3 separate regions of the Homo sapiens genome follow, and all the other regions are linked to region 1. Evidence: chromatin loops called from intact Hi-C (ENCODE). Cell type or tissue: heart left ventricle. All regions are shown on one strand. Each heading gives the region's core, and the rest is flanking DNA. Links, peaks and the distances in the headings are about the cores only.

Region 1 (11,048 bases), core at 1,348-9,347:
GGTGTGATTTCTGAAATTGCTCCAGCCTCTACAGGATTTATGTGGCTTCATTAATCACACTTTCTTTTGAAATGGAATTTTCTGCCTCAAAGCCTTTGAACGTTGACATTCAAATACAGTATATTCTTTTAAAATCACCTCTGGATAAAGACAACACTGTTGAGGTAATTCCCCCAGATTGCAGGTGGAGTCTGGTCCTCTGATCTTGATAATACACTGAAAATAGGACCTCCCTTCAGAAAACAGAGACGTCTGGTAAGATTAGGATACTGGATGCTGACACCCTGGGCCAGGAATCCTTGGAAGAAAAAAACAGAAAGAAAGAAAAAGCCCCTGGTCTTTGATGAACGACAAAAAGCAGCGCCATCTAGTGGCAATTTCGCTTATCCCGGCGCGTCTTGACCGGGACCTCCCTGCCTGGCTCTTTGCTTATTATCAGAGGGACTGGAACACACAAGTTCACCATTCTAGGGGCCGCATGACCTGCAATCAAATGACAGAGCTTAGGTGAAGACATGCACGTCTTACAGCTGCTGCCAATCAGAGTGGCACAACCCAAGGCATGTTTATTTTTGGTTGACTTTGGTATGCTGGGAAGTCCGTACAAAGAACATAGAACAAAGATTATGGCTCTGGAAAGGAAAGGAAGGGAAGGGGAGTACTGGTCATCAGGATTCACACCAGATATACATCCCCTTACCTAATTCACATAATCTCTCCGGTTTGCTAAGAAACCAAAGTACAAAGAGGTCAAGTCCAAAGTCAAGGAGTCAAGAGTGGCAAAGGCAGGATCTGAATCCAGGTCTCTTTAGAAAAGCTTTGTCTCAGATTTAGCTTTTGTCAGAATTTTCCTCCCTGCAAGGCCCACATTTCCAGGCCTTGCCACAGATCTTCAGCTTTTAAGGGTGATGTTACTAGTTAAGTGATAACATAACAGTTAGGAGCACCGGCAGAATTGTCAATGTCTCATGCTTCCTATGGCTGAGCTACAGAGGGAAGAAATAGTCCCTTCATCATCCCTCAATTCTCGGATCCTGTGGATGAAATTGCAGCAGCTGTTGGTGGGTAAGCACTTTCTTTTCGCAAAGCCACCACCAGCTGACACTCTGGGTCCACTGCTGCTCCAGTGTCCTGCACCTTAGGAGCGCCGCCTCCCCACCACTGCTACCATGGGGCCTGCAGCAACAACCTCTCTGGCCAGCAGTACTCCCTGAAAGTGAATTCCATCCATTCAGATTCTGATGTAATAAATTATTTTCTATGCATTGGCATATTTTTATTGGAAAAAAACCACTTATTCTTCATAATTTGGGAATAGATGTTGGTTTTTAAATAAGAGAGTATTCATTGTATGACTAATTTACTTTGAATTCAATTTATGACTTAATCAGAAAATAAATGTTAATTTCCTTTATTTATGAAAGCTCACTAAAATGTAGGCATAGAAAATATTGTAATATAAACCCTTTCCAATTCAATAGGTTAATGGTGGAGATTAAGAAGATAACTCTGACCCACTATACTGGAGGGAGCAAGCAAGAAAGAGGCATTTAGGTAAAGCCATAAGCTTATGGTAATAAAGCAAGCATATGTAGTTCTGAATTTTTAATTCAGGTACTCAATTACAGTTACATGGGTAAAATTTTTTTTGCTTGAACAAACTCTAGTAGATCACTGACTGCTGCTACACCAACACGAGGGACAGAAAATAACAGATTATACAGCGAATTAAGACTTCTTCTTGCCATGGTAGTTGACTCTGAGGAAGAAAAGAAAAAAAAAAAGCTTTCCTGACTTTTCAATGAGCAAATGATGTTATAATTTGAATAAACGGATCCAGGGAATGACAATGCAACTGGTGAAAACTACAGTTGTCAAAGCCATGTGATCAAAATCAGGATTCTGTCCTTTTTCTAATGTTTCCTCATTAAAGACTTGTCAAGGAATCTAGTTTGAGAATGGCTTGCCTTTTCCCTGAAATGCTATTTATTTATTTATTTATTTATTTGAGACACAGCCTCATCCTGTCACCCAGGCTGGAGTGCAGTGGCACGATCTCAGCTTACTGCAACCTCTGCCTCCCAGGTTCAAGTGAGTCTCATGCCTCCGCCTCCCAAGTAGCTGGGATGACAGGCACTCACCATCTTGCCTGGCTAATTTTTTTATTTTTCGTAGAGAGGGGGTTTTGTCATTTTGGCCAGGCTGGTCTTGAACTCATGACCTCAAGTGATCCAGCCACCTCGGCCTCCCAAAGTGCTGGAATTACAGGTGTGAGCCACCACGTCCGGCCCTGAAATGCTTTATAATTGACATTTTGGAGAGACAGTTTTTGTAAGATTATATCATAGTCTCCCTGATGTTTCATGAACAGGTATTACGTTTGGTATAAAATATAGACAATATGGGCATGGAAATAATGGGGCCTTTGAGATATTTCTCAAATGATTCTACAAAATTTAAAAGCAGATAATTTCTCAATGTAATTCAAAATTAGAATTTTCTCTCATAACTTGGGCTTTAACATTTCTGAAAACTAACTCAATGTTGTGTTGGTTTTAGAGTAAAAACACATTTTAACAACAGCAAGAAGGAAACCCAATGTCAGCAAACTCTTTGTTGATGAAAACAACCATTGGTTATTATGACACTCAGTCACAATAACCTCATGAAGAGTGAACCAGGACTGCAAACTTGGACATGGATCTGGCCACTCAGTAGATCCTGACTCTTCTTCTACCCCTGGATTGTAGTCTACTTAATCACATTTTTTAAAAAAAAACTTCTGAAGTCAATGGTAAAGAGTCCTTTTGCTAATGGAAAACTCACTCTAGAGAGTCTATCAATGGAGGCTGGATGGTGGGTGAGTGCACAAGGCAGCCTTAAAATAGTAAGAAGAAATATGATTTGTTGCATGCCTGCCAGGCACCAGTGTTGCATTTCTACCATGTGCTCCTGTTCTAAGTGGCTTCTGTTTGTTTGTATATTATTCTTTTAATTATCAAGGTAATATCATCTCCCCTCTCTCCACCATTTTTTGTTTTGTTTTTTTTTTTTTTTACTGTGAGAGCTTAGATAACTTGCCCAAATTCAAGTTGATTTATTTGGTAGAGTCAGGAAGGTTTTGTGCTCTTTCCTAGCTAAGTTGGGAGCACTGTCATCCAGGGGAAAAAGGCCTCTCTTGGTGAGACAGAGGAGAGAAAACAGGAAGTGCTCCCCTGGTCCAAGCAGTTGCCCTGTGTCCCTATGCAGAAAGTTGAGTCCAGATTGATTGTCATATTCTGACTTCCCCTCCCCCACTGCTTTTCTTTTAAACAAGGCAGTAAATTTGTTAGTAGTTTGGCAACTGAACTCATGGGTTGGTGGAAGTAGCCACCAAATGGTGTGCCTGACTCATGCAGTGGGAAAAGCTTCTGAGGGAGACAACTGAGGTGTCTCTGGGGCTAGCAATGCTCTTACTGTGAGACTGGCCTCAAGACAATGGAGAGGCTCTCTTGTATGCTACATATATCTCTCCCCATGTACACAGTTGATTGGTCCAGTGATGGACACCTGACCAAAGGTAAGCCAATAAGATCCTTCCCTAGTATTTTTTGAGCAGTAACTAAGGTAATCTCCTGCTGGAGACAATGCTTCAGATATAAAAGGCAGGAGTTGCTGCTGGCTGCCATGTTTCTTGCCATGTAGAAGTCAGTCTCAGAGAATAAAGGCAACATTCAGAAAGAAATATGGGGTGAGATGGAGATAGTTGGTTCTGGTCATCTTTTATTCCCTAGTTCCAATTGTTTCTTAAGCCCCTGCTACACCCATTCCTGGGTACATGGTTCTCTCTAAATCAGTACATGTTGTTTCTTTAGCTTGTGACCATTGAATTCTGACCAACACAATCTCCTTCTTCAAATGAGAAATTCATTGCACTTTCAGCCTCTTAATACAAATAACCATAGATGGGCTTATTCTGTTTTAATGTAAGAACAATTGCAATTCAGCTGTCTTCTTGAAACAGTATTAGTACCAGGCAGCTGAGAAGGACTTGCAGACTTGAGGCAAAGCCTAGGTTAAACTCTTTGGAGAAGGGAAAGCACAATTTGTGGGGGATAAGGGGCAAGGGGTGAGGACTGGGGAATTTGCCATATTTAGGAAGAGGAGACCTCAGAGTAGAAAATAGTCTTGAAAGTGGGTATTGAAAGAGGACATAAGCACATTTTACTTACTTCATAATGCTATGAGGCCAATATTTTTGGGTCCATAATCAGAGACTGATCTTTTCTTGGAAAGGGAGAAGAGATATTTATTGCAGTTTTTCTAGAATATTACTTCTAAGAATTTGCTGGCTCTGAAAGAACTTGATAGATTCTGTTTCTAGTTTGTGCACATATTTTTATTTGAAAATATTTTTAGTATTACATAAATAACAAATATGAATTTTTGCTAGGCTGTCTGTGAGACAGGGGTTAGGGGCATTAAAAAACACCTTCTGGTGACCCCTTATTTAAAACATAGTGGGGTATAATTTTGGAGCAGTAAAACCTCATTATAACATACTTACAGTTGACATTTTCAGGCTGTATTGTCCATGTTTTTAAGTCCTGGAGAAAGGCCCATTAAAGCTGTGTTTCTCACATTAATTCGACATTTAACCACTTACAATACAAACCCCAGTCTTTTGGAAAATGTCATTAAAAATTTTTTTGCCATATATGGACATTATTTATTGTTTGAGCCCCATTGTCTACTTATAATATGCCCTTTATCAGACCCAAATGCCCACTTCAGAGATTTTCGTTTTGAGCAACAACTGGCTTCTTACATTATCCAATGATGCAGGAAAGTTAAATTACAGCCAGTTCATATCATAGAAACAAAATGTTTCCTGCAATTACTGATAAGGGACAGTTCATTTTCTCTCTGTCATCCTGAAAAAACCCTCCCAACAACAATTCATGCCTGGTTAAACAGGATTTCCACATCTACTGCTGACATCTTTCCAAATAATTCAGGGTTGTTATTACTGTATAGCCCTGGCAAGGCTCAAAAGCAAGCAGACTTGACGAGTCTGCTCAAAGCAGAACTTAAGTAGTTGTAATTAATAATAATTACATGCCCACTACACTCCAGTTTTATCATATTACCCATCAGTGCAAATAAAAAACCCCACACACAACACACTTGCAACAGGATTAGTGCATTAATAAAGTCACTCTGCATATGTCATCTCCCTGAAGTTGAAAATATTCATAATGCTTTCTGTTTTATTGATTTTCATGATTGCATGTCTGGTTGCAAATGTTGTTTAGATGTAATACAGCTTGGGATCAGCCTCGTTCTCTTCCAAAAACCTTCTCCCCTCCTGCCGTGACTCGGATTCGAACCGAGGTTGCTGCGGCCACAACGCAGAGTACTAACCACTATACGATCACGGCAAGCTACTGAAGAGCTGAGCACTAAGCTTTCTCTAAGAGCTATTGCAATATTAAAATTTGTGGAAACACTGCCATCTATTGCCTAAATACGTACATTTTCTTAATATTTGGAAAGAGAAGCTGTGTTCCCGTAATTTCTAATTATTTAGAGGAACAATAATAAATTCCTTGAAAATAAAATGAGCATTGTCTTCTGGGCTGATTGGGAAAGTTGTGATAGGAGAGGATTCACTGGGTTTGCTGTCCAGGAAATGGTGATGAAGGTAACAAGACTAAGAGATACCAGTCTGTTGACTCACACTTCCTATGTTTAATCAATAATGGATATGGATTTCCCACCCCAACCACCACCAAATAATGCTGCATTGAATAACATATGAGTCTGAGCCTCTTTTGTGCATCTTTTCACCACTAGCCTTATTTCCATTTGCTTAGGCAGCACAACAATAAAAAATATAGCAAGAACAAAATGGGGACTGCAGAGACTCAAAAAGACTTGCTTTTCCTACTAGGGGAAGCCAAAGTCAGTATATCCTGACTGAGGAAAGGATCCCTTTCAAACTCATTGATCCTTGAAGCTAGTTTTCTCCCCGCCAGAATAGCTATAGGCCTTAAAGCCAGAATCATCTCAGCAAGAAAAGCTTCCCAATAACATTAGTGAGCCACCACACAAAGAAACTGGAGTGTTCTATGCTAGATAAGTTTCAAGAGGAAATTGATTTTAGATTTCTTTGCTGTAAAACTTGAAGTAGTAAGTAGTCTACACAAGATATTCCAAGGGCTGAAAATCTTAAAACAAAATGCACAGGAATACCTAATCAATGGATTGTTATCAGGGTGCCTCCTTTAATTCCTCTATACAGAGAGGACCTGGGAACAGCTGGAGCTAGCTGGCACTGTATGTGGGTGGCAAGAACCTCATGCATGTATTGATTGGGTGCCCACAGCTCTAAGGCTTCTAGAAGGAGGATATCTCTGAAGAGAAAAGTTTCACATAAATGTTCACTCACTCACTCCCATCTGATCATCTATAGCCCCTTTTCTTTTTCTTCCATCTCTCACAAATACATCTTCCGTCTATGGCCACATAGAAGATTCTTGCTTGGAGTTCCTGCTCCTGAGCCATGCATGCCCTATGCAGGAACCAGGCAAGGCATTCTCTGGCCTGAAGAGGAATACATGTGGGTGAGTCTGGTGAAAGTTCACCTGTGGCAAGAGGGCAAACCAAATCTCCTGCTCGACAAAAGAGGACATAATTGTTTCCTAAAATATAATCATTCATGTACCACCTTCATAATTTTTGCTGTGGCCATGTACCAACTGAACCACAGGAGAAATAATATTTGTAAAAGATCAACTCATAGCATACAAATTGTGGAACCAGACTATCTGGATTTGAATTCTGGCTCTATCACTTACTAACTGGGGCAACTTGGGCTGCTTATTAACCTCTGTGCCTCTGTTTTCTCATCTATTAAGTGGAGATAAAAATAGCAACTACTTCATAGGATTATTATGAGGGTTAAACAGATAAGTACATGTCAACCTAAAATAGGTCTGTCACATAGTAAGCACAGTGGAAATGTTAGTTACATTACTATAATTTAAATACAAAATTTTCAAATGAAAGTTTACAACATTCCATATATTTAAAAACATAGTAACACATTCCATAAATAGAGGTCACTCTAAAACAAAATGTGAAAACAAACCAATAGAATTAAATCCTAGCAGACACTGTAAGCTCCGAGCTCAAGTTCTGCTCTGTGTTTAAAAGGAAGGTGGGCAGATCTGTTAAAACCTCATCGGCCTCAGAACCAGGCTTCTTCTGGACTCTTCCGAATGACCACAAAAGATTTGAAAAAGGAATAACTTTCTCTTCACAGATTTTAATACTATTAAATGCCACACCCATTAGGTAACTCCTTAAATTACTTCACACATTGGATCTGTCGGCTTAGGTCATACTATGTGACAATGTGCAAATCTTAGTGGCTTGGAATAAGGAAGGCTTTCCTTCCCTTGCGCTGATCCACATTTATTGCATGGCCCTGCTCTCTGTCTCCTCACTCAGGCAGCCAGGTTAAGGTAACAACCACTGTCATGAACTCTGCTCATTGCTTTGGCAAATGGAAAGAGCTCTGCAGATTCCTGAACCAGCAATGAAAATCTCTTCTTACAACTCACTGGCTAGATCTGGTTCCATGGCCTCAGCCTGTTATAAAAGTCCCAGGCAGTGCATCCCTGCCATATGCCTGGAAAGCAGAGAGCTGGAAATCTTAGGTGAACATCACTCAGGACTTCCAGCCATGCCACTAGTGGTGAATCTCAGCTTGGAGAACTCTGTGAGGCTGTGTGCCTCAAGACACACATGACTGGGGAGCAAAACCCTGACACAGAGAAGTGTTCACCAGGTAAGGCTTTCATTTGGCATCTGTATGGGCTTCTCCTTTACTTGATGTCAGTCATTGTGTGGATAGACTCTGAAAGGTTCTTGCCTGTTAGAGTGAGATGGACTTTTGAACAGTTACCAAATTTCTCCTGCACATTCACTGTCTTCTTAGGATACGCATTCAGATTTCTTCCACAGCGCCAAATACCTGTGACTCACTACAAAAGGAAAAACCCATGGGACCAAAACATGGTTTCTGATGGCATTTGCAACTTCTTGGCAACCTACCACCTGATTATTCTTTTTCTCTGATTGTGCTATATCAATAGTGACATTATTATCACTCTCCCACTAATTTATTCATGACTCACAAAGACTTGGGATCTACTATAGTTCAGTTATTTTTTCTGAATCTTAAGGATTCAGTGGAGAAGAAAACAGAAATGGATCATGATTTCACACAATTTATAGTCTAGTGACTGAGACACAGATGAATAGAGATAATATATGAGCTGGCACCCCGGAAGGAAATTTCCTTAAAAGTTTTCAAATGAGGTTGAAGTTGAGAAAGGCAGGAAGGCATTACGAGAGAGAGGGAGGAGAGAGAAAGAGACAGAGAAGAAAGTGGCCTGCTTTGTCTGGATTCCAGTTCTTTCTCCAACCCTTCTCTGTGTGTGACCTTGGACTAGTCACTTGACCTCTCTGTGTCTCTATTTCCTCATCAGAAAGGTAAGGTAAATTGGGCTAGATGAGCTTTCAGATTCTTTATGCCTCTGACATGCCATACATTTAATATAGGGAAATACATTTACCAACAATATCCAAATGTAAAAAGTGTGCAGGAAAAAACACCTATTCAAAGCAGGAGAATCTTATAGCTATTATAGTTATCTTTTATGTGTTTTCTGAAGTTCATGGAAGCTGTCCCTTTGTCGGTTTCCAAATGTTGTCAGCCTTATTTCCCTGCCTATGGCAACACATTTTAAATAGGGATCAGTCTGTTGTATGAGTGATTTAAGTTGGGTGTAAGCAAGAAGTTCCTGCTTGTGCGGGACATTAAACTATTGAATTCATCCCCAAAGATTGTTGACTTCCCCTTCCAGAGTTTTAAAAGTAAGATGACTGTTTACCAGGGGCTCATTGTTCCACGTGAGAGAGCCTGGCTTTCCTGCCTCTCCTCAGGCTTCCTGGAGCTGCTCTTCTGATGGAGTTGTTCCTCTCCCTGGTTGTTTATAATGGATTCTAACAGAGGAGCTGGGAGCTGACAGGAGGGCCCGGGACCGGAGGGGGTCCCCCACCTCCCCAGCTGAGTCCTATCTCCAGCATTGCCACTCCTACCTTTTTTCCCAGGCCAAGCTCTGTGTTCTCCTGCTCGTCCCTCTTCTCAGTGTGCCTCCTGCCTCGCTGGGGGTAGGGAAATGACAGTCGGATCCATCACTGGGCTGGAGGCCAAGAGTGGCAATCCGTGAGGCTGAGGCTGGCCCAGTGCCCAGTTTTCAGACAAAGACAGGTTGGGAACCCCCCTGCAATGAAGAATCCACGGTTCCCTCCTCCCAGAGTCCTGCCTCTTGTTTCTTGGGTACTTTCTAGAACACCACCCCCATCCTAGTGTGTGTGTGTGTGTGTGCGCGTATGTGCGTGCGTGTGCACGCATGTGTGTGTGTGTGAGATGGAGAGAGAGAGATTGGTGGGGGGTAGATGAGGGGGGACTGAGAAGCAGGGAGGGAAGGAGAGAAAGGCTGGACAAATCTCGTGCTTGTAAGGGTACCAAGGATTGCTCATATACTACACACACTCATGGAAATAAATCATGTTTTTAGGGGGAAAATAAGATAGCTGAAAGCAGAGGAAGCCCAAGTCAATTGCAGGTCCAGATTTCAAGCTTCCAAATACATCACCATCAGAAAGAAACGCTGGGTGCTAAATAGTCTTACGTGTGACCATCTCAACGCTTCCTGTGTGTATCAGAAAATCGTTGATCCTGAGAGAGCATGAAACACCAGAGAACAACGCATTATTTTCAGAATTCTTGTAACCACAAAATGTTTTAACAGTTTACATTTTCGAGAGTAAACTGCCTGGAGTGATTTTCCCCCTTGCTTATTAATGAATTCTATTTAACCAAGTCAGAAATCTTGCTGTGGGGAAAGCTGGAAAGGGGGTGGTGGAGGTGGAGAGGGGTTGTTGGTTGGTGGTTTAATTTTAATTTTTTTTGCCTGAAGGCACCATTAGAAAACTCCAGATGCAAAGCTTTCTAATAGAATTCCTCATCTGACACAGCCCCCTGGAATACACGGGCTTAACCTTTACGATCTGGTGGGCCAGGCCTCTATTTGGAAACCTCGTGAGCGGGGGCTGATCCATTAATGATAATGTGTAATAACAAAGAGCCGGGAGAACAGCTGAAGGCCTGGGGCGGCAGAGAATGAGGGCTCTGCATGTAGAAAGAGGGGTGGCAACAGGACGCCCGAGGAAGAGGGACATGGGGTGGAGAGAGGGATTGCTGAGTACTGGAGAGCCTGGGAACGCCCCCAATGACCACATTTTCTCTTACCATCACATTAAGATTCTGAGGTTTTAAGAAAGAAAAGTGTCGGCCGGAAGGAGCCCAGTTAGCATTCTGGATTTATGGCCAACAGGGTTCTAACCAATCCCTGTGGAGCTACTTTTTGTTAAGAAGTTTCAGGCTCGGCGTTGTGGCTCGTGCCTAAAATCCCAGCACTTTGGGAGGCCGAGACAAGAGGATCATTTGAGGCCAGGAGTTTGAGAACAGCTTGGGCAACAAAGTGAAATCCCCTCTCTACAAAAAATAAAAAGATAGCCAGGCATGGTAGCACAGGCCTGTAGTCCCAGATACTTGGGAGGCTGAGGTGGGAGGATCCCTTGAGCCCAGGAGGTCAAGGCTATAGTGAGCAGAGCTCACACCACTGCACTCCAGCCTGGGTGACAGAACGAGGCACAGGCTACTTGAAGGTCTGGGGCTGATAGCCTTGGACAAATGATTTAATCTTTCTGTGTTTAAATTTCCTTCCTAAAAAGGGGATAATAATAATACCTGCGTTATAGGGCTATTGTGAGGATTGAATAAACATACAATGTGCTTAGAAGAGTGTCTGGTACTTAGTAAGTGCTTAATAAATATTAGCTATACTTTGGCCACCCCAGATGTGGGAGTGAGCTTCCCTGAGCCTCAGGCCAGAAAGAGGGGGTGCCAGGAGAGCTGGCACATGCTGAGC
Region 2 (11,048 bases), core at 1,966-9,965, 1.4 Mb before region 1:
CCAGGAATTCTCAAAGCTGTGTTATGCTTACACGCCTTGTGAATTCTAGAATGGGCATTTGGAGTTCTGCAATTCCTCACATGTACTTGATAATCCAACCCTTTTTTATACAGAGCATCTCAAAGCAAGAGAGCCTGCAGAACCCTCCTGTGGGAGGGCTAATTTATTGACATGCAGATAAATGTGTTGCCTTAATCTTAAGGTCCCAGGCTAGGCCCAGATAGAAATGTCTGAGACAGGTTGAAGCTAGCACCCTGAGTATGTTCCAGAGGATCCAGGCTCTCAGGTGGAGCCAAGTCAGCTTCAAATCACACCCCTCCAGCTACGTGACTTGACATGCAGCACATATACTGGATTTTATCATTAGAAAAGTTTCACATGTGGCATATTACGTCAGCACATGAATGTTCCAAATGAAATAAAATTCTACCAGGGGAAAAAATTAGATAGTGTGTTAAAATACACGGAAGTTATAAATCACTAAAACATCCAGGCTTTCCATTAACAAAGAAAAAAAAAAAAGCCAGGGTAGATTCTCCAGATGGTCTCAATCCACATCATTTGGGTGGAAACCAAATGCTTCAACCTGTCTCGGCAAAGAACATCTCGTTTCGAAATAAAAGTAAGAAATGGAATGCCTATGGTGATTTTGAAGATGGATTAATGTTTAAGTGACTTACATTAAAATGCACATGGCTATCGATTTCCTACAGGACGTATCATCTCAACCCAAAGCCCTTACGCTGGAGAGGTTCTGCTGTCTGTGTTGAATTTAAGACAAATGTATACATGACACAAGCATTTTCATTCATAGTCTATTATTTTATTCTAAACTCCCCTCTTTTCCTAACTCCTTCATTATACCTTTTCACCCCCACTCCTGGCAATTATAGCTACTTCTTTTAAAGCAATAAAGGATTTTAAAGGGGAGAATGTATAGCATCTCCACCAAGTACAATCCACAATGTGTATTTTATTTGAGTTGTTAAAGTTCTTGGCCATCAGAGATACTACTGAGTATATTATGGCTTCCGTATTTTCCATCTGTCTTATTTACATATTGATATAAAATGGCATGTGTAGAAACACCTTGAAATAATGTAAATTAAGCATTTTGCAAAGGAACATGTCCCTTAAACAGCATAGTACATACATTTTTTAAAGTTTCCATGTAAGTAGGAAATATCTTTCTGCAAACTGAGAAGAGGCAAATTTTCCTTTGCTCCCTTGAAAGGTCTGTATTTCCTCTGTTCATGACTGATCAGACTCTTCTAATTCCTTTTCAAAACTGTAGGCCCAAAGGAGACTTTTCCCCCAATTTCTGATCCACATAGCTTACAGGGGAGACTTAGAAAATATCTGTAATATCCAGGAAATGGTGTGTATGAGACAGCCAGAAGCAAGTCTCTGAGATTCTCCTGCTATGCAACCTACTATCTACCTCCTTCCAGAAATGTCTGGGTTATTCCTCCTATTGGAATGGAGACTCCACATGTAAGCATCACGCTGCATCCTTAGAGGTAGTAGAGGGGGAATATCTATTGTTTACCTACCTTAAGAGAAGCCCTCTCTACTAGATCCTCAAAAATATCAAAGTATGGCACCATTCCTGGCCACAAGACAGATACATTATAGTTGGGTAAATAAGGTAGCATTTCTATTTTAAAAAAATATTAATTATTCAAAATAAATTGAGTTCAGATACTAATACTATATTAATAGAAGTGCAATAGAATAAGAACTTACTCTGGGATGAGTCAGGCCATCCGGGTAAACTTCAGAGGGGTAGAGACTTTGATTTCACAGCTTTGATAACACAGCTTTGAGAATTCCTTGTAACATAAGCCCTGCACTCAGGCAGGTTGAGAGACGTGGAGGTGGCTGCAAGCAAGGCTTTTGGTGGGTACATCTATTCCTTAAAACAAATAAATAAATAAAAATAAAATATATTTAGTGAATCGGATACTATCATAGGTGGAGAGACAGTAAAAAAAAAAAAGCAAGATAGAATGTCAGGTCCTTTAGATTTAATATTATAGAGTAAAAAAGCAACAAACATGTAATGGGAAAAAAAATCATCACATCAAATTGTGATAAGCATTATAGGAAAATAAAACAGGATGACGGCACAGGGAGGAATAGCCACTTCAACCAGGATGGTGAGGGAAGACCTTTTTAATGAGCTGGCATCAGAAAGCTCATCAGAAATTGACCTGGGACAATGGCTGGGCAGAGAATGTGCAGGGCAGGATTTCCTCAAGTCTAGGTTGTAGAACTCTGGCATCCTGGGACATGTCTAAAAGTGATAAGAAAAAAAGAACCTTTTCCATAAATTTCCCATGTGGAGATTCATAATACACATTAGCAAATTAGAGATGCTTGAAAGTCCACAGTAAGGAGAACCTATTCAACTCAATGCTTCTCTGACGTGCCTGAACATGATGGTTGTTTTTTGGGGTTAGTTGTATATGTCTGTGTTGGGAGTCATTGGGGAGGAGAGGCCAGTTGTACTCTAATAATATCTCTACTACTGGTTTGCAAAATGCTGTTCATGGCAAACTAAGAAGTTTGAAGACTCCAATAGAATAAAACCTGAATGGAGCCTCCTGTAGTTGTGCAACATGTTGGCCTGTTTAGAGTTTGATCTATAATAAATAAGAAGCCATTTTAATTTTCGTACAGGAAACATACAGGGTAAAAGTGTCTGTTTTGATAGTGTTACCCTGACAGTGATAATGCTGAGTAAAGTTAATGAAGGAAAGAAAACACAGAGTAGTTGGGAAAGTATTGCTCTAGCCTAGGCAAGAATGCTTGAACCTCAACAACAGCAAAGGAAATGAACAGCCAAGGGAAGATATGAAAGATTACTAAAGAAGAATTTGCCAAACAAGAGAAATTGCCAGATATCTGGAACATGGGAAAGATACTAAATATTGAGTTGGAAGCAGTGGGTTGGTATTAAGGTGATAAATCAGAAATAACAACAAAAAAGTAAATAACATTATAACAAGCAAACTGAGGACAGGCAAGGACAGCGGATGAAATGGCAATAAGGATTGAAACAAAATTTTGGTTATGATATGAATAGCCTAGAGTGAAAACTTTAGGAGTTTATTACTCATTTTATAAGGAAGCTACTAAAGCTTTCTTAGTAGGGCATGGGAAGATTAGCAGTATATTTTTGTAAGCTTTGTTGGGTACCAGTGTAGTTTAGAATTAACTGGAGAAGGGAGACAGTGGAGCAGTGTCTAAGAGACAACAGTGGGAAAAGGAAAGAGGAGAGACTCAAGCTGTTTCACTGCTAGAATATGGCAACAGGCAGGGCCAAGTTTATAGCAAGCACTCACAGGTACAGAAAAGTCAAGCATGGGCCGGGCGCGGAGGCTCACGCCTGTAATCCCAGCACTTTGGAGGGCCGAGGCGGGCGGATCACGAGGTCAGGAGATCGTGACCATCCTGGCTAACACGGTGGAAAGCCCATCTCTACTTAAAAAAAAAAAAAAAAAAAAAAAAAAAATTAGCTGGGCGTGGTCGTGGGCGCCTATAGTCCCAGCTACTCGGGAGGCTGCACTCCAGCCTGGGCGACAGATACTCCGTCTCAAAAAAAACAAAACAAAAACAAAAACAAAAACAAAAATCAAGCATGATAATATTGTTATCAAAATATCAGAATGGAAAGAGGGGGAAGGCAGTCAAAGTTAAGGGTGGAGGCAGCAGGTGAATCAGAACAGATTCTCAGTTCCATCTGGAACAAGTTAAGTTTGAGTAGCTGGTGGGTTAATCAGGAAGACACATTCTGCAGACAGCCAAAGCTGAAGGGAGATGAAGATTGTAGAGACAATTAGGTTATCACTGAGGTTAAAAGTACCAAACAAGACTGTCCTGCCTCCACGACTTACTCTCTGTGTGACTCTGTGAAAGTTACTTATCTTTTCTGTGACTCAGTTTTCTCTCTCTCTTTTTTTTTTTTTTGAGTTGGAGTCTCACACTGTTGCCCAGGCTGGAGTGGAGTGGTGCAATCTCGGCTCACTGCAACCTCTGCCTCCCAGGTTCAAGCCAGTCTCCTTGCCTCAGCCTCCCAAGTAGCTGGGATTACAGGTTCCCACCACCACGCTCCGCTAATTTTTGTATTTTTATTAGAGTCAGGGTTTCACTATGTTGGCCAGGCTGGTCTTGAACTCCTCACCTCAGGCAATCCTCCCACCTCAGCCTCCCAAAGTGCTGGGATTACAGGCATGAGCCACCGTGCCTGGCAGAAAATAACATTTTAATTTTGTCATCATGTTTACATAAGTTCCAATTTTTTTTAGGTCATGTAAATATAGAGCAATTTAGGCAGAGAATAATTTCAATTATTGACCACAAGAATTGTTTGTTTGTTTGTTTTAAAGAAAGATTTTTTTCTTTTCTCTCAAAATGGTACTGTGACCATAAAGACATTTTCCTATAAATTCATAAAGAAAATAAAGATAGTTTGGTGCTTAACACTCGAGACACCTGGAGGTAAAATAAATAGTTGCCAAGGATTGTATTTACAATTATATTTTATATGAAGTAACACATGGTCTTATTAGCTTCAGTTTAATATAATTCTCCCTGCAAATGTCAGTGGAAGTGAAAAGAATCTTCCAAAGAAGCTGAACCGGAAGCCGATATGCTTACAAGCATGGGCGTTGGGTTGTGTTTTGATTTGGTAGGGAAAGTAATGGAAAACTCTGGGCTTCCTAGGTCCCTCTTCCTTGACGTATAGGCCACAGTGATTTGGCAAAAGCAGAACTGAAGCAGAACTTTCTGAATTTTTTCAGCGGTAGTATATGACCCCATTATACACACCAACTGTGTGGGCTGAGCACGTGTGAGCAATGGAAGTGAACAACCTAACACAAGATGAGACAAGGATGATTTAGTGAAGAGTCGCAACGCCTTGAGAACATAGCCATAAAGCAGGTTTATTTTCCCAATCATTGTTAACAAATATGCTCTGCTCATTAAGATCACATTTTTTTTTCAAGCTTGTTAGCTCATCTGATCATATAAATTTTCACTTGTTTTATGTCATTAGAGGAGTTCCTTTTTCCCGCTCCGGCGCCTCATTGTTGGAGCAGGGCCATCTCCACATGGGACTTCAGGGAGGGAGGCTGCCGCTCTCCCTGAACGCTGCGATCGCTGAGGCCTAGAGGCTGGGTATGAACACAAGTGTTCTTCCAGCTTCCTACTACCTGCTGTTTTTGAGTCTAAAATTATCAGAGATTGTTCATATTTATTCATTTATTTTTGAGATAGAGTCTCACTCTGTCGCCCAGGCTGGAGTGCAATGGCACAGTCTCGGCTCACTGCAACCTCTGCCTGCCGGGTTCAAGCAATTCTCCTGCCTCAGCCTCCTGAGCAGCTGGGATCACAGGCGTGCGCCACCATGCCCAGCTAATTTTTTGTATTTTTAGTCCAGACAGGGTTTCATGAGGCTGGTCAGGCTGGTCTCAAACTCCTGACCTCGTGATCTGCCCACCTCGGCCTCCCAAAGTGCTGGGATTACAGTCATGAGCCACTGCGCCTGGCCCTAATATTTATTATATGCATGACCCTGAAGTGGCCAGGAAAAGCTGAGATTGGGAGGTAAACCAGACAAATGAAACTATAACAGGGCCAGGATTAGAAATCTCCTCCCAAATTCCCACTTCATGGCTCAACTACTAACTAAAACCCTGGTGCTCCTCTGAGCAATAGGAAGTTAAGTAAATTTTCCAAAGCCATTAAGAAAGCTATGCTTGTTTAAACTCTCAGTGTAACCTGAAATAGTTTGAAACAACTGTTTAGAAAAAGTGGGGAATAAACGCTATAGAGGGAAAGTAGGAAATAATAACATAGATAAACAGGCAATAAACAAGAAAATGGCTTTTGTATCAAAGACAGACAGAAAACATTTTTTTCTTGATGGTTCACTTTCCACACATGGAAGTTAAGCTTAACAAAAGAAGAACTGTTTTCTGTCTTTCCCATCTTTATCTGTATCCCTCGGCACCAACAGTAGTACCTACCACACAACTGGCTCTCAATAAATAATTTGAATCAATGAATCAATTGATAATTTTGGCCAGATTTTTAAATAGATTATGGACAAAATTGATACGAGTAATAGTGATACAGCGGTAGTACCTGGCACATAATTGGCTCTCAATAAATAATTTGAATCAATCAACCAATTAATAATTTTAGCCAGATTTTAAAGAGGTTATGGACAAGTGATACAAGTAATAGGATCAACACAGGTTTTCAATACAATAATTAGATTATAGCACTGAACGTCTCTGTCAAATATTAAATGCTCTCATTTAGCTTCCAGATGTTCTTTTCATTCCTGCATTAGAATATTTATCAGACTGCTGTAGCCATTTGTTCACATGTCTGTCTGCCCCACTAGACCACCACGCCTGCCTTTCTCCTGCTTGTATGTGTCTGGCACATAGCGTTCAATAAATATTTGATGAGTGAAGGAACAAATAATAGGTACCTGGAGAGCAAACATTCCAGATGCGTTACTAATTGAGATGTCAGAAATCCTTCAACTTTTCGATGAAAAAACAACCGTAGGGTAATATGCTTCTCAAGGTTTCTCAGGCCCGATGAACGATTTTGGTTTATTTTTCCATTCCTCAAATGCAGTGGCGGGGAAAAACGCGTTTCTTCCGCTGAAGTTACAGAGATGAGCACATGATGGCGCTCGCGCTGCACCGTAAACCCAGAAGCAGCTGAGCAGTGTGGATCCCTGGGCTCCTCCACGTCCCTCCCTCTCCTCTTCTGCCCCCATTCTTCTGCTGTTTCCCCTCCGATCCTCCCTCCTACCCATCCATTCAAGCTCCATACATATTAACAGTTGCCAAGAAGCTGTCAGAACGGAACTGGGGTACTGTCCACCTGAAGCTGGTATTTTCTTTGTTCTGTGACAGGCCAAATTCTGTGTACTCCTTTTTTTTTTTTTTTTAGAAGAACATTTTGAATGCTGTTTAAATTGTGTATCTGTAGTTCAGGATAGTTATTTTTACTTTGCCCTTCATTGGCCCCTGCAAGTACCTATCCTTCCTAAGCAAAATAACCAAGAGAGCAAATGGTGTCCTAAGTCATTATAATCCCCTCAGCTAGGGAAATTGAAACCTAAGCCTTTGCCAACATATACAGAAGAAGTAGACAGTTACAGACGATTGCTACGTTCAGTGCAGATTGGAAAAGTTGGAGAACAAAAATAAGTTACATGATAATCACTTACCTGTTAAGAATTAAAAGTGAGTTTAGAAAGTAGATAACTAATGCAGTTTTAAAAAATGGAAAGAGTAGCCCGGCATGGTGGCTTGTGCCTGTAGTCCCAGCTGCTACAGAGTCTGAGCAGGGAGGATCACTTGAGCCCAGGAGGTCGAGGCTGCCGTGAGACATGATCACGCTACTGCACTTTAGCCTGGGTGGATGACAGAGAGACCCTATCTCAAAAAAAAAAAAAAAAAAGAAAGAAAGAAAGGGAATGGGGATAGAAGTTTTTAATTCAGTCTTTAAAGTGGGGTTTTCTTTTCTTTTTGATTGAGGCAAGCATTATATACGAGGGCTTGCTCCAAGGTTTATGTTTTGTTATAATTTACATTTAATAAAGTGTATTCATTTAAGGAAATAATCCAGTGAGTTTTGACAAATGTGTATACACTAATGTAAAACACTGCCACAATCAAGACGCATGACTTTTCCAATGCGTGAGAATGTTTCCTCATGATCTCTCAGGCCAGTCCCTGCCCTCACTGGTTTCTATTACCTGAGAACACTTCTACCTGACTTTGACCTTCATGTAAATGGACTCACACAGTATACATGCGTTTTTTGTGTCTGGCTTCTTTTGCCCAATATATTTTTGATGTTCATCCACACTGTAGAGTGCATTTGTACTTTATTCTTTTATTGCTGAATAGTGTTCAACTATATGAACATAATTTTTTATTCGTTTTCTTCGTAAATCCTTAAAATGTTTCCAGTTTTGACTACTATCACTAAAGCTTCCATAAACATTCTTATATATGTATTTGTGTGGATATATGCTTTCTTTTATTTAGGTGAATACCTAAGAGTGGAATTGCTGGGTCATAGGGAAGTTGTAGGTGTTTAATATTACAAGACACTGCCAACATTTTTCAAAGTGGTGGTGTTCCTTTCCTAGGAATTCCATAACAAAATACCAAAAACTGGGTGGATCAGAACAAGAGAAATTTATTCTCTGAGTTCAGGAGTCCAGGAGTCCAGTATCAAGGTGTTCTCAGAGCCACACTCCCTCTGACAGCTCTAGGAAAGAATCCTTCCTTGCCCCTTCCAACTTCTGGTGGTTGCTGGCAACCCTTGGCATTCCTTAGTTTGTGGCAGCATAATTTCAATCTCTGCCTCAAGCTCATCTGTCTTCACTTGGCCTCTTCCCTGTATGTCTCCTCTGTGTCTCTGTGTATCAATTTCCATCCTCTAATAAGGACACCAGTCATTTGATTTAGGACCCATTCTAAACCAGCATGACCTCATTATAACTTGATTACACCTGTAAATATCCCATTTTCAAATAAGGTCACATTCTGAGGTTCCAGTTAGACATGAAGTTGGGGGACACTATTCAACCCCATACAGTGGTTGAACAGTTTTACAATTTCCACCACATGTATGAGAATTCCAGTTTCTTCACATCCTCAGCAGTGCTGGATATTGTCATTGTCAATTCTAAAATTTTAGCCATTGTTGTGTGTGTGTAGTGGTACCTCATTTGGGCTTCAAATTTCAATTCCCAGATAACAATTGATGTTGAGCTTCTTTTCATGAACTTGGCCATTTAGGGATCTTCCTTTAGAAAAGTATCTGTCTTTTGCTCATTTAAAAATTAGGCTATTTTTCTTCTTTTAAATTGATTTTTAGGAGTTTTTTATGTCATTTTTAGGAGAGATAAATCGTTTGTCGGATACATGTATTGCAAATACTTTGTCTCCCAATCTGTGACTTCACTTTTCATTTCCTCTTTTTTTTTTTCTTTCTGAGATGGAGTCTCACTGTGTTGCCCAGGCTGGAGTGCAGTGGCACAATCTCGGCTCACTACAACCTCCACCACCCAGGTTCAAGCCATTCTCCTGCCTCAGCCTGCCAAGTAGCTGGGATTACAGGTGGCGATCACTGCAACCTGGCTAATATTTTGTATTTTTAGTAGAGATGGGGTTTTACCATGTTGGCCAGGCAGGTCTCAAACTCCTGACCTTAAGTGATCCACCCCCTGGGTCTCTCAAAGTGCTGGGATTACAGGTGTAAGCCACCATGCCCGGACCACTTTTCATTTTCTACAGTCTTTCAATCAATGGAAGTTTAATTCAGGTAAAGTCAAATTTTTAACTCTTTCCTTTATATTTATTGCTTTTTGTGTCCCCTCTGAGCAATCCACCCAAACTTAAAGCTGCAAAAATATTGCATTTTCCTCCAGAAGCTCTATAGTTTTACGGTACCACAATGATTCTAAGAGACCTGCAGCCCTAACCACATAGCTAAAACTATAATCTATCCTAAACTGATTTTTGCATATGCTGTAAGAATTAAAGTTCATTTTTTCCCCACATTTGTGTAGTTGTTGTGGCTCTATTTGTTGAAAAGAAACTTCTTTCTCCATTAAACAGCATTAACTGAAAAATTGTTGACTGTTTACGTTGTGTTGAAAATTAATTAATGGCATATATTTTGTTCCAACCATCTCCTTGCCTGCTCACGCCATATTGTTTAGGTTACTATCATTTTATAGTCTTAAAGTCAGATAGTGTGAGTCGTCCAACATTGTTCTTTTGACGGGTAGTATCGTCTCTTATAGATACTTTTCATTTGCATGTAAATTTCAGAATTAACTTTTCCGTTTCCACCAAAAAAGAAAAAATACCTTTTTGGATTTCACTGGGATTAAATTGAATTTATAGTAAGTAGGCTTTTTAATAGTTAATTTGTAAAACCCATTTCTTGCTCAGAAAGCCTCATCTTCTAATCTTATTTAATTTTCCCAAAAGTGTCTTGTTTTTGAAAAATATGTATAAATGTCTCAAGCCAGATCAGAACCTATTTTGAAAATCTTGGAAATCATCCAATCCATTTTAAGCAACTCTGCCTTGAAAAAAGAAACTTCTTCCCGATAATTTAAGTCTGTGGAAAGATTTTTCTGACATTAAAAAATGTACATACTTGGAGGGAGGAGCCAAGATGGCCGAATAGGAACAGCTCCGGTCTACAGCTCCCAGCGTGAGCGACGCAGAAGACGGGTGATTTCTGCATTTCCATCTGAGGTACCGGGTTCATCTCACTAGGGAGTGCCAGACAGTGGGCGCAGGCCAGCGGGTGCGCGCACCGTGCTCGAGCCGAAGCAGGGCGAGGCATTGCCTCACTCGGGAAGCGCAAGGGGTCAGGGAGTTCCCTTTCCGAGTCAAAGAAAGGGGTGACGGACGCACCTGGAAAATCGGGTCACTCCCACCCGAATACTGCGCTTTTCTGACCGGCTTAAGAAACGGCGCACCACGAGACTATATCCCACACCTGGCTCGGCGGGTCCTACGCCCACGGAGTCTCGCTGATTGCTAGCACAGCAGTCTGTGATCAAACTGCAAGGCGGCAGCGAGGCTGGGGGAGGGGCGCCCGCCATTGCCCAGGCTTGCTTAGGTAGACAAAGCAGCCGGGAAGCTCGAACTGGCTGGAGCCCACCACAGCTCAAGGAGGCCTGCCTGCCTCTGTAGGCTCCACCTCTGGGGGCAGGGCACAGACAAACAAAAAGACAGCAGTAACCTCAGCAGACTTAAATGTCCCTGTCTGACAGCTTTGAAGAGAGCAGTGGTTCTCCCAGCACGCAGCTGGAGATCTGAGAACGGGCAGACTGCCTCCTCAAGTGGGTCCCTGACCCCTGACCCCCGAGCAGCCTAACTGGGAGGCACCCCCCAGCAGGGGCACACTGACATCTCACATGGCAGCATATTCCAACAGACCTGCAGCTGAGGGTCCTGTCTGTTAGAAGGAAAACTAAC
Region 3 (11,048 bases), core at 2,770-10,769, 1.2 Mb before region 1:
AGCACAGTTTGTCCTGTATGTCGCAATACCTCTACTGCTTGCTGATTAGTAAAACCCTGAAGGTTTGTGCCATCTACCTGTGATTAAAAAAAAAAAAAAGCATGTTACATGTTAAATAAATGGATATTTGTATTACCAATTCACAAAATGTGTATGTATAGTTGTTAGTGTGAAAAGAATGGAGAATAAGTATTCACCTTATCAGGGAATTGACAGTAAGACCCTAATATCTCTTTGGAAACCAGTATTAACAGGGATGCACTAGAATCATTTGAGAGGCTTCTGTTTATTTTAATATAGATTCTGGGGTACCATATCCAGAAAATGAGTCACTAGTTCTAGGGTAGGACACAGGCTTCTATGCCTTTTTTTTCCCTTTTTGTTGAGACAGGGTCTCACTCTATTGCCCAGCCTGGAGTGCAGTGGTGCAATCATGGCTTCCTTCAATCTTAACCTCCTAGGCTCAAGCGATCCTCTCATCGTATCTTCCCAAGTAGCTGGGACCACATGCACACACCACCACACGTGGCTATTTTTTTTTTTTTTCTTTCTCACTCTGTCACCAGGCTGGAATGCAGTGGTGCGATCTCGGCTCATTGCAACCTCCACCTCCCAGGTGCAAGTGATTCTTCTGCCTCAGCCTCCCGAATAGCTGGGACTACAGGTGCGTGCCACCATGCCCAGCTAATTTTTGTATTTTTAGTAAAGACGGGGTTTGACCATGTTGGCCAGGATGGTCTCGATCTCTTGACCTCGTGATCTGCCCGCCTCGGCCTCCCAAAGTGCTGAGATTACAGGCGTGAGCCACTGCACCCGGCCTACTTTTTAAAAAAATTTGTAGAGATGGGGTCTCCCTATGTTGCTAAGGCTAGTCTTGAACTCCAGGGCTCAAGGGATCCTCCCACCTCAGCCTTCCAAAATGGTGAGTTTACAGATACAGGCCACTGTGCCCTACTTCTACTCCTTTCTAAATATGCTTTTATATTCCTCAGGTGATCTCAATGCACAGTTAAGTTTGGAACCAGAACTATGCAGGATTAAAAGGTATAGAAGACAGTGATAAATGTGCTCACTGAGTGCACTGATGTATCACAAGGTCATATTTATATGGCCTTTCAAAAAAGAAAGAAAAAAAGTGTCCTGTCTATTTGTCTTTTCAGAAAAATACATTTGATTTTCCCCTTTTCACAAATGACAAAACATTCAAAAATGTCCCGGTGATCTTTCCAAAATATAGATATGATCATATCTCCCCAACCCTCTCTTCTACAGAAAACTCCTTAGGACAATGCTCCAAATTCTCAACGTGGCTTAGAATGGCCTGTGCCAACTGCTCCCACCTCCCACCAGCCCCAACCTCATCTCTCATGATGCTGTCCATTACTCTCTGCCCCTCAGCCACAGAGGGCTCACTTCCATTCCTCTGACTTGCAGTTCTCTCTTCAGCCATGGAGTCTCCGCAAGTCCTGTTACCTCAGCCTGGACTCTCTGGATAGCCCACTCTAGACCATGCTCTTTCTCAATAGCTTACTTAGAAAATACATATAATTGCTTTATATTTCAGTTCAATAGTTGTTTTCATAATAAACTACCTTGATGTCTTTGACTGCCGTCAAAGCCCCCTTTTACCCATTCTTCCTCATAGCATTTTTCAGAATTTTAATTTTACATTTTCTGCTATTATGCAGTTTATGACTATATACTCCAAGGACAGGCTCTGTATCATTTTTCCTTATAGTAGTGTCATCAAAACATGGTGCTGTCCATACTATAGATATTAAAATACAGAGCCATTGGCTCATAGGTCAAAAACTTATTTGTAAAGCAAATTATATTCTGAGGTAGATAAATATAAATTTTAACAACATGTTGTTTAATTCATAAAATCACAGTAAAAACAATTTGAAAAAGCAGAGCAATAAATTTAATGCTGAAATTCAAAGTCATTAATATTCCTTAGAATTGCAAAATGACTATAAAATGACTGTACGTGTAATGCTTTTCCAAGCATAGTGGGGCCATATTAGGCACTCAAATGTTTACTAAGTTAGAAAAGATCTGGATTTTATAATCTAAATCTTGTAATTCAGATGTTTACTAACTTAGTAAATATGCGAAAATTATAAGATCTAGATCAAGGCTGGGCGCAGTGGCTAATGCCTAGTAATCCCAGCACTTTGGGAGGCTGAGGCAGAAGGACTGCTTGAGCCCAACAGTTTGAGGCCAGCCTGGGCAACATGCTGAAACCCTGTCTCTATAAAAAACAGAAAAATTACCCAGGCGTATTGGCACATGATTGTAATCCCATCTACTCAGGAGGCTGAGTTGAGAGGATCACTTAAGCCCAGAAGGTTCAAAAGGCTGCAGTGAGCCATGATCATGCCAGTGCATTCCAGCCTGGGCATCAGAGTGAGACCCTGTCTTACATAAATAAATATTAAAAAAAAAAAAAGACCTAGATCAGTTGTCTCCAAGATGGAGTACCCTTACTGCAAAGGTTTCTGAAAGAATATAATAAAACCTCTAAATAAACATTTTAAAAACTCATTTGCTTTGTAAATATGTGTATATGTAGGTGTGTATATATGTAATTATGTATATGTACACATATGTAAACAGCATATAATGTCTAAGTTTATATAGGATATATATATATAATATATATAACAACAATATATATGAATATATAGTGAGGAAGAAAGAGGGAAAATGAGTAGTTATTTTTACTAGAGGGAATATTCAATCAAAAATCCAGAAACCTCTGATCTAGATGAAAATCTCATACTCTGTCAGTTCCTTAAACCTTCTATGATACTTCTGAGCTGGATGGTGACTTGAACATAAGTATCTGGCTCTGTTCTTTCTCCCTATCTCCACCCTGCTGATTCCCTGTTAGAAAAACTAACAAAATAGAACAGAGAAAACACTGCAACAAAACTGGAAACCAAAGAAGCACCAAGGTCCTTAGACCAGCAACTTGGAGGAATTTCTACTAGAAATGGTCTGCGCATGGCCAGATCAAAGGCAGGCCAACTGAATCTCTGTATGTGTGGGAATAGCCTGTCTGGTCTGTAAGAAGAAACTTCAGCAAAAAACAAAAAACACCCTCTCATTAAGTGAGGCAATCAGATGGTATATGTGGATCCTAACCAGTAACTCCAAGAAACACACCAAGTACTAAAGGCCATACTAAGCTGGGTTGCATGTAATAGCACAGAATTACTTTATTTGTAATAAAAATTACCTTAACCACACATGTGTGCATACAAGCACACACACAACTCCAAATAACTCCTGGCTATCAGAGCAAACACAGAAAACAAAAACAGGCAAAATCCCCCAGTGTGATCCTCTACCACTGGTTTCCTCTTCATTTTGTTAATCTACAAATGAATCAAGTGAAGCTACAGTAAATTTAAACTTTCCCCTTCCCTGTCACTTTGTCAATTCTTAAAACATCTGGAAAAAAACCATACAATCTGCAGCAGAACCCATCTCAACTTCTATCTGTATAAGCCCAGTTATTTTTGAGAATGACCAAGGGTCATGGAATGTGAAATATCACGGTCCAAAAGCAGGTTGCACACTGAAGATCGGTGCATGTATCTTCCTATGAAGTTGTTATTGCAGTGAACAGGAAAAAAGATATTTCCTGAAACTTACTATCAAAATAGTTCACATTTCCTTGTATTTATGGAAGCAGGAATTACAAAGAAGAAACAAGTATCTACCCCCCAAAAAAAAGAAAAAGAAAACTTACAATGAAGGCAGTCAACAAGATTTTAAGTACTGCAAAAACAAAGTCCAGGTCATGCATGCAATTTTCCCATAGCTCAGAGGAAAAGAATAAACCGATAAAAAATGATCAGAAACAAGGCTGGAGACTCATAGGCTGAGCTAGGAAATCCAACACACTAATAAAAGAAATTATAAGGAGAAGATGATAAATGAGGGGGAAAAAAATCAAAGAAAGGATTAGGGAGAAGGGAAACTTACCCAACTCTACAAATCAAAAAGGCACATGAAAAAACAGAAAATGATGAGAAATTACAAAAAAAAAAAAACCTCACACCTGAATGTATCCTGGTAAAATTCTTATATTTCAAAGATAAAAAGAAAAAAGATCTACCAGCCTCTAGGCAGCAAAGAGAGAGACTAGGTTATCTGTACAATTGTGGAAAAGAAATTACAAACCAAGAATCTTATACTTAGTGTGATGTATGAGAAAACAGAAATTGTGCTTGAGATGCTATGATTATTAATATCCTATATCAAAGCAAGTTGTAAAAAGGGCCACCAAGCGGAAATTTAAACTAGGTGGTAAAGAACTACAATTCACACACATTCAGGGCATAAAAGAACTAAGTGTTGTTAAATGTTAAGAAAAACTTAAGAGGAAGTTTTTTTTTTTTTTTAAGAGGAAAGAATGCTATATACCCTACCCACCCAGGTATTTCCCCCTTGACTTCAAGTCCAAAGTCACCTGCAGAAGAGGCAATGCAGCAGATTGTGTCTAATGCCATCAGGAGGATAAGGAAGAGGTTGTTTAGCTGCTTTGACAGTGGAGCCAGAGGAAACTTCTGTTATGTTGGGAGCTGCTCACCTCCCTGACTTTGTCTGGGCATAGACCACACAGGAGTGAGCCAGGCTCAAGTCATTTTGAAACCTACTACAGGACTCCAAGGGAATGATGGGACTCAAAAGAGACAATCTATGAAACAGACTGCTGAGAAATCAGGGGCCAGTGGGAAGAAGAGTCAGCTACGTTAAAAATCCATCATCTGTTATTCATGGAAAATTAAGCCAAATATACCTCCACTGGAATCTTCCAAGAGCCCAAGAAGAAACCCTCAGAGATAGTCAGTTCTGAACATCTGCCAGGCTCACTTAGCACAAAGCCATCTTTCAGCAGTCAGACAAAATGCCCCTTCCTTCTTCCTTCTCTTCTCTCAACTTTTACACCATAAAAGCCAAAATAAGGTGTGGGCAGAAAAGAAAAATTAGGTGGGGAGAGACAGACTGAGTGATATACCCTCTATCTCTAGGTAAGCCATCAGTTCATAGCGGGCTTCTAATATGCCAGGGGGTTCATTTGAAATTAGACTATTATTTAGTATGGGAAAAATTTTATTACTAATTTGCAACTGTGTCTGATTATTTTGATTGGCCACAGGATAACTTACTCTACAAGAATACCCCAAGACATGAAGACTTGCCTAAGAGTTCTTCTAGGGGAAAGGGAAGAACCTTCCCCATTAAAAATTAAAAGGGGCAGTTGATGACAAAATTTTTTAAGTTAAGATTATACCTAATAAATCCTCTTTGTCCAACATATTTGTTATCACCAACTAAATAGTCAAAATATAAGAAGTCAACACAAGAGGTTCTCAGAGACAAAAAGTTTAGAAAGTCCGCTAAAACATTCTCTTTCTGTAAAGTTTACTCAAAACACTCCAGCCAAATGAGTTTAATTGGATTTAAAATTCAAACTAAGAAATCTGTAGTATACAAGATACAGTGCTGAGCAACAAAATAAGTAAAATTCAAATCTAAATAATAGTATTACAGCAACAAAATAGAATTTAAATGTTTCATGTCCTTAAAAGAAATATAAGGTAGTATGTAATAATCTGTCTGTAACAACAAACTGTAAACAACATAACGATCCATGATTAAGCCTGCTTCAATATATCACAACAGACCTACATGTGCTTACATAACTACCTTTCCCAGGTAAGTTTTTAAGTAAAATAAAAAGGTATAGGCAAATATAATATGATGCTATTTAAGTATAAATACATAGAATTTTTCTAAATTTTAAACCATAAACTATTATTAGTGGCTATTATGAGTGGTTTCTATGAGAAGGCTTTTTAACCATGTTCAAATTTTATATTCTTTAAACCTTAAAGACAAAAATTAATGTAAAATAAATGAACATGTTATTTACTCTCACAGTAATAAAGGAAAAAAATGGCAAAAATCTCCATGTTGGGGCTCCATGAAAATTCATAAAATGCATAGAACTTTAGGCTGTTTTTTATCTGCAAAACATTCTTATTGTTCAATTCTATCTAAAAGTGAAGTTTTATTTAGAAAAATCTAATGTGTATGATTTTGTTTATTTAATAACAACTTAAAATATGTTTAAAAACTGTGTTTTTTTCCTTTATCTTCTGAACTTGATGACTTGGATTTTAAAATGTATTCCTTACTCAAATGACAGAGAATAATACTAGCACAGAAGAAACTGCTATAATGGAACAGTCATGAACTTTTAAACCTAGACTTCTGTTCAAATGTCTTAGTTACCTTCATCTGTATTATGGAAATAAGATCTATTTTCCAAGAATTATACCACATGGCACTTTGTACTGGGAAGATACTCAGAAGCTGGTTATTAAAAGAGTAAAGAAGTGAGTAATAAACATAAAAATCTCCAAGGCTTTTCTGGGAGAGGTTTTTGTTCAATATAATCACACCCATGCTACATATGAGCCAAAGTCACGAAGCCTAAGGGGTCCTGGTTAGCTCTGGTTCCCCTTTATCACAAGAGAGTCAAGAAGTCAGTTCAGAACCCATGGTACCACAGAGAAGAGTGCAGTAGAACTAGGTAGTATAATGGCAGCAAATTGCCTATGTGCTATCTCATGAAAAGAAGAGATCCAGGCCAGGTGCGGTGGCTAATACCTGTAATCACAGCACTTTGGTAGGCAGAGGCGAGAGGATCTGTCAAGCCCAGGAGTTCAAGACCACCTGGTCAAGGTTTAAAAAAAAAAAAAAAAAAAAAAAGAAGAGAGCCAACATCCTCGTAGTGTGCACTGCAGACACTGCAATTAACAGGAACAATTACAGGGGAGAAATACTAGTTGGAACAACTTACAAAATCTGGCCCCTGAGCATACTCAACCTAGGTTGCCAGGGCCTCCTCCAACATATCCTATACGTATAAAGAGAGAACTTCAATCTATGAACACAGTCACAGAAAACCAAAGGCAACGTTTGACACTTTTCCTTATTTATATGCTTATTTAATAATTTTTATCAATCATAATTTCCTACTGCTTTTAGCATATTGAATATCAAACTAAAAAGAATGAGTGTTTTTATCTAATGACAAGTTTGTTCAACTTTTTGAAAAAACAACAGACTCCTTTTGTCAAATAGTCAAATTATTTAAAGAATACCAACATATGAAATGGGAAAAATGGAGACATTCAGTCTATTCCTTGTCACTGTAATGCCTACAGTGAAACCCTGTTGACCCAGGGGTCCACAGAACACAATGTGTAAAACAAGAACCTTATAACAAAATATTTTTAAGTTACAAAATAACTCTTCAAAATAGTAAGAAATAATTTCTTAATCTCATCACTTCAACAACTACAAAATAAAAATAGATTATACTCCTAATAGCTGCTGTCAAAACAAAAATCGAACAAATAACAGACAAAGACTGCAGTTGTGAAAATGCAACTGGATGTGAAGAACATTACTGCAAATATCTCAAAAGTCCACAAGATGGTGATATTTAGTAAAAAATTAATACATGTTCAAAAGCATTGCATGATGTTCTCCAGGAATTTAAAATGCTTATATCTTTGTAGTAAAAGAATGTTTGCTAAAAATTAAAAATCAGAATATTGATGAGTGAAGTCAAGTGATTTTATTGAAAGCAAGAAAACAATTCAGAGAAAAGATTCTTCCACCTTTGCATCAACAATTTCCTTCATCACTGACCTTGCCTAAGAGGAATTATATTTGAGATTCCACTTATATAAGAATGAAGATAATGACAAATTTAGGGGGAAGTTATCATGAGACTCTTTCAATGATAGCCCTCAATAAATAATATCTGCTTAATTATTAAACTGCTATCAGATATCTGCTATCAGATATTGTCAATAAAATACTCATTTGATTTTCCTGAATATCACACAAGAGAAGTTTCCTTATCCCAACTTTGTAAGTGAAGAAACTGAATCAGGGCATTTGGTAACTGGTAAAACACAGAATTATCATAAGATTCAGCAATTCCACTCCTAAGTATACACCCAAGAAAAATGAAAACATATATGTACATAAAAGCTTGTACGTGAATGTTCACAGCAGCATTATTCATAACAGCTAAAAAGTAGAAACAACCCGAATGTCCATCAATTGATGAATGGGTAAATAAAATATGGTATATCCATATAAAGGAATATTATTCAGCAATAAAGGGAAATGAAGACTGAAACATACTACAATACAGATGAAACTTGAAAGCATTATGCTAAGTGAAAGGAGTCAGTCACAAAGAACCACATCTTGTATGATTCCATTTACAGGAAATATCCAGAACAGGCAAATCCATAGAGACAGAAAGTAGATTGGTGGTTGCCCAGGACTGGGAGAATGGGGGAGAAGGTGACTGCTAAGGGGTACTGAAAATGTTTTTAGGGTTCTGAAAAATGTTCTAGAATTCACCATGGTAGTGAACGCACAACTCTGTGAATACACTAAAAGCTACTGTACTGTACATTTTAAATGGGTGAATTGTATGGTATGTGAATTACATTTCAATCAAGCTTATTTTTTTAAAAGTTTTCTAATTGATTAATATAGATTACTTAGGAGAAAAAAGTAAATTAGCTATGCTTTCAATTTGTAATTCAGCATCAGATATGGATTTAGACTCCGTATGTATTCCTTCTGTCTTTCACTTTCCCTCAAAACAAAAACATGTACAGTAATTCATTTACATTGTATGGTAAAATGGAGATACACAGAGAAAGCTCACTTCGGGCATATAGCCAGATGAGGTGGCAAGCACAACTTGATCTTTAGTGTAGATCTGAAGAGGTGAACAGGTGTAGGTAGGAGTTTCACAGAACAAAACCCAAGAAGACTCACGGAGTTATAATGTGGACTTAAAGGGAGAGATAAAGGACTCCTCCATTTTTTAAAATCGTGGTAGAAAAACACAATATTTACCATCTTACCCATTTTGAATAGTACAATTCAATAGTGCTAAGTATATTCACATCATTGTGCAACAGGTCTCCGGAATTTTTTCATCTTGCAGAACTGCAGAAATATACCCATTGAACAACTCCTCATTTCCCCTCTCCCCAGTCCCTGGGAGCCACTAATCTACTTTGTGTTTCTATAAGTCTATTTTAGATACTTCATATCAGTGAAATCGTACAGTATTTGTCTTTTTGTGACTTATTTCACTTAGCATAATGTCCTCAAGGTTTTTCAGTGCTGAAGCATGTGATAAGATTTCCTTCTCTTTAAAGACTGAATAACATTCTATTGGATATATATATATCACATTTTGATATATATATATCAATATGTGTGTATATATAGCAATATGTGTCTATATATCTATATATGTCAACATATATATCAATATGTGTGTATATATGATATATATATATATATCACATTTTGTTTATCCATTCATAGATATTTGGGTTGCTTCCATGTCGTGGCGAGTGTGAATAATATTGCTATGAATAAGGACTCCTCTACCTTAATATCCTACTTTCTCACTATTATTAAGATTCTAAGGGAACAACAGAAACTTAAGCATAAACAAATACCTAATAAGATAAATCAGCATTCCCTCAAGATGTCTTTCAAAGAATATGAATATATGTTTGGAAAAATAAAGACCTCACAATTACAAAAGTTTAGTAAACACTAAGGTAAAACAGATAAACAGGTTTCTCTATTGCAGGTTTTTTTTTTTTTTTTTTTTTGTCTTTTTTTAGAGGCAAGATCTCATTCTGCTGCCCAGGCTGGAGTGCAGTGGTGCAATCATAGCTCACTATAGCCTTGAACTCCCAGACTCAAGGAATCCTCCCACCTTGGCCTCCCAAGTAGCTAGGACTACAGGCAGACAACATCATGCCCAGCAATTCAGCAATTTGTTTTTTTTTTTTTTTTTTTTTTTTAGAGATAGGATCTGCCTGTGTTGGGATTACAGGCATGAGCCACCAGCTCAGTGAAGACACCCAGCTGTCTTCAATTTTTCTATGTGCACTGTGAATTCATACAAGACTATATTGTAGGCAGTTTTCCCTTAAACTTATTTGATAAGGAAGTTTTGTTGCAGGGTCTCTTGAATTTCTGTTTCAGGCTGCAGTCTGGGGAGTCCGGTATCAACTGAACACTGAAATTAAAGTTGGGCTCTTCTGTACAGTGCCTTGAATAGCCATGTTTAAAACACATTGATGTTACAACGATAACAATGATAGCTTGAACTAATTACAAGAAGCTAGGTTTTTTTTTTTTCATTCTTATATATCCTCAGGGCTGAAAGCAGCCGCGGCCATAAAGCCAACAATAACAGTATCATTCTGCTGATTAAAAAAAAAAAAACAATGCAGGCATCCCTAATTCATATTCCAATACCCTAAAGGTACTGGACATCTGGTCTCTACCTCTGGAGTATCTGCAAGGAACGTATAAGTGTAATATTAATGTAATAAATTCATTACAACCAGAAATTAGATATATCAGGAATTATTCAAGAAGGAAGTCTCCCGTTTGGAACTGAGATGAGTAAAGCTTATATCCAATACCCTTATTTTACTTCCACAAAATAATAGAAAGGGTAATTGTAATAATAGCCTCAAGTCACCAAAAAAGCTTAAATTAGTACAGAGTTAACTCTAGCTCTCAAAACTAAGTAAACTAGGAGAATACAATTCTCAACCATGAAAATTAACAAAGCTATTGTTAAATGTGTAACTTACTGCTATAATTTGGTCTCCAATTTGGATTCTTCCATCATGCTCAACGGCACTGCTTTTTGTAATGCTCTTTACAAAGATTCCTGAAGGTTCTAAGATTAGAAATAGTTTATTTTTCACAATTTTCAAAGCACATTCAAAGAATATCCATCTTCGATTCTCCAACTATAAAGCTCTAATTCAGAATAAATACGTATCATCTAGTAGAAACACAGGCTAAAGAATAAGATAATTGTTTTGTCTGTCTTAAATACAATATAAGAGTCACCTACACTAAATTATTCCTAAGGAAGTTTTCAA

Evidence for each region. Peaks named below come from ENCODE experiments on the same cell type or tissue, not always from the same donor. Only the 100,000 strongest peaks of a DNase experiment are listed, where the experiment ranks them.
Region 2: it touches region 1 in a loop (3-fold over the local background); 24 of 110 quality-filtered maps call a loop at or near these places.
Region 3: it touches region 1 in a loop (5-fold over the local background); 9 of 110 quality-filtered maps call a loop at or near these places.

Annotation. Positions count from the first base shown.
Region 1 is chr9:14,428,592-14,439,639 of GRCh38, forward strand. It overlaps TRH-GTG1-6 (tRNA-His (anticodon GTG) 1-6), which reads right to left and starts at 5,420; the gene lies at 5,349-5,420. It also overlaps a transcript of NFIB not described here. In heart left ventricle, for the core only: a CTCF peak has its summit at 5,513 (motif pointing left); a DNase peak (open chromatin) is centred at 9,222; H3K27ac peaks cover 3,706 bases.
Region 2 is chr9:13,027,663-13,038,710 of GRCh38, forward strand. It overlaps the pseudogene LOC100130801. Among named protein-coding and RNA genes, the nearest start is that of SNORD137, 61 kb to the left of the region's middle. RefSeq lists an enhancer at 9,907-10,423. In heart left ventricle, for the core only: a CTCF peak has its summit at 6,694 (motif pointing right); a DNase peak (open chromatin) is centred at 6,739; H3K4me3 peaks cover 637 bases.
Region 3 is chr9:13,206,023-13,217,070 of GRCh38, forward strand. It overlaps MPDZ (multiple PDZ domain crumbs cell polarity complex component), which reads right to left. Exons shown (of 47, transcript NM_001378778.1): 10 at 10,752-10,840; 11 at 1-77. Among named protein-coding and RNA genes, the nearest start is that of MPDZ, 68 kb to the right of the region's middle. In heart left ventricle, for the core only: a CTCF peak has its summit at 7,487 (motif pointing right); no DNase peak of the experiment used is centred there; H3K27ac peaks cover 407 bases.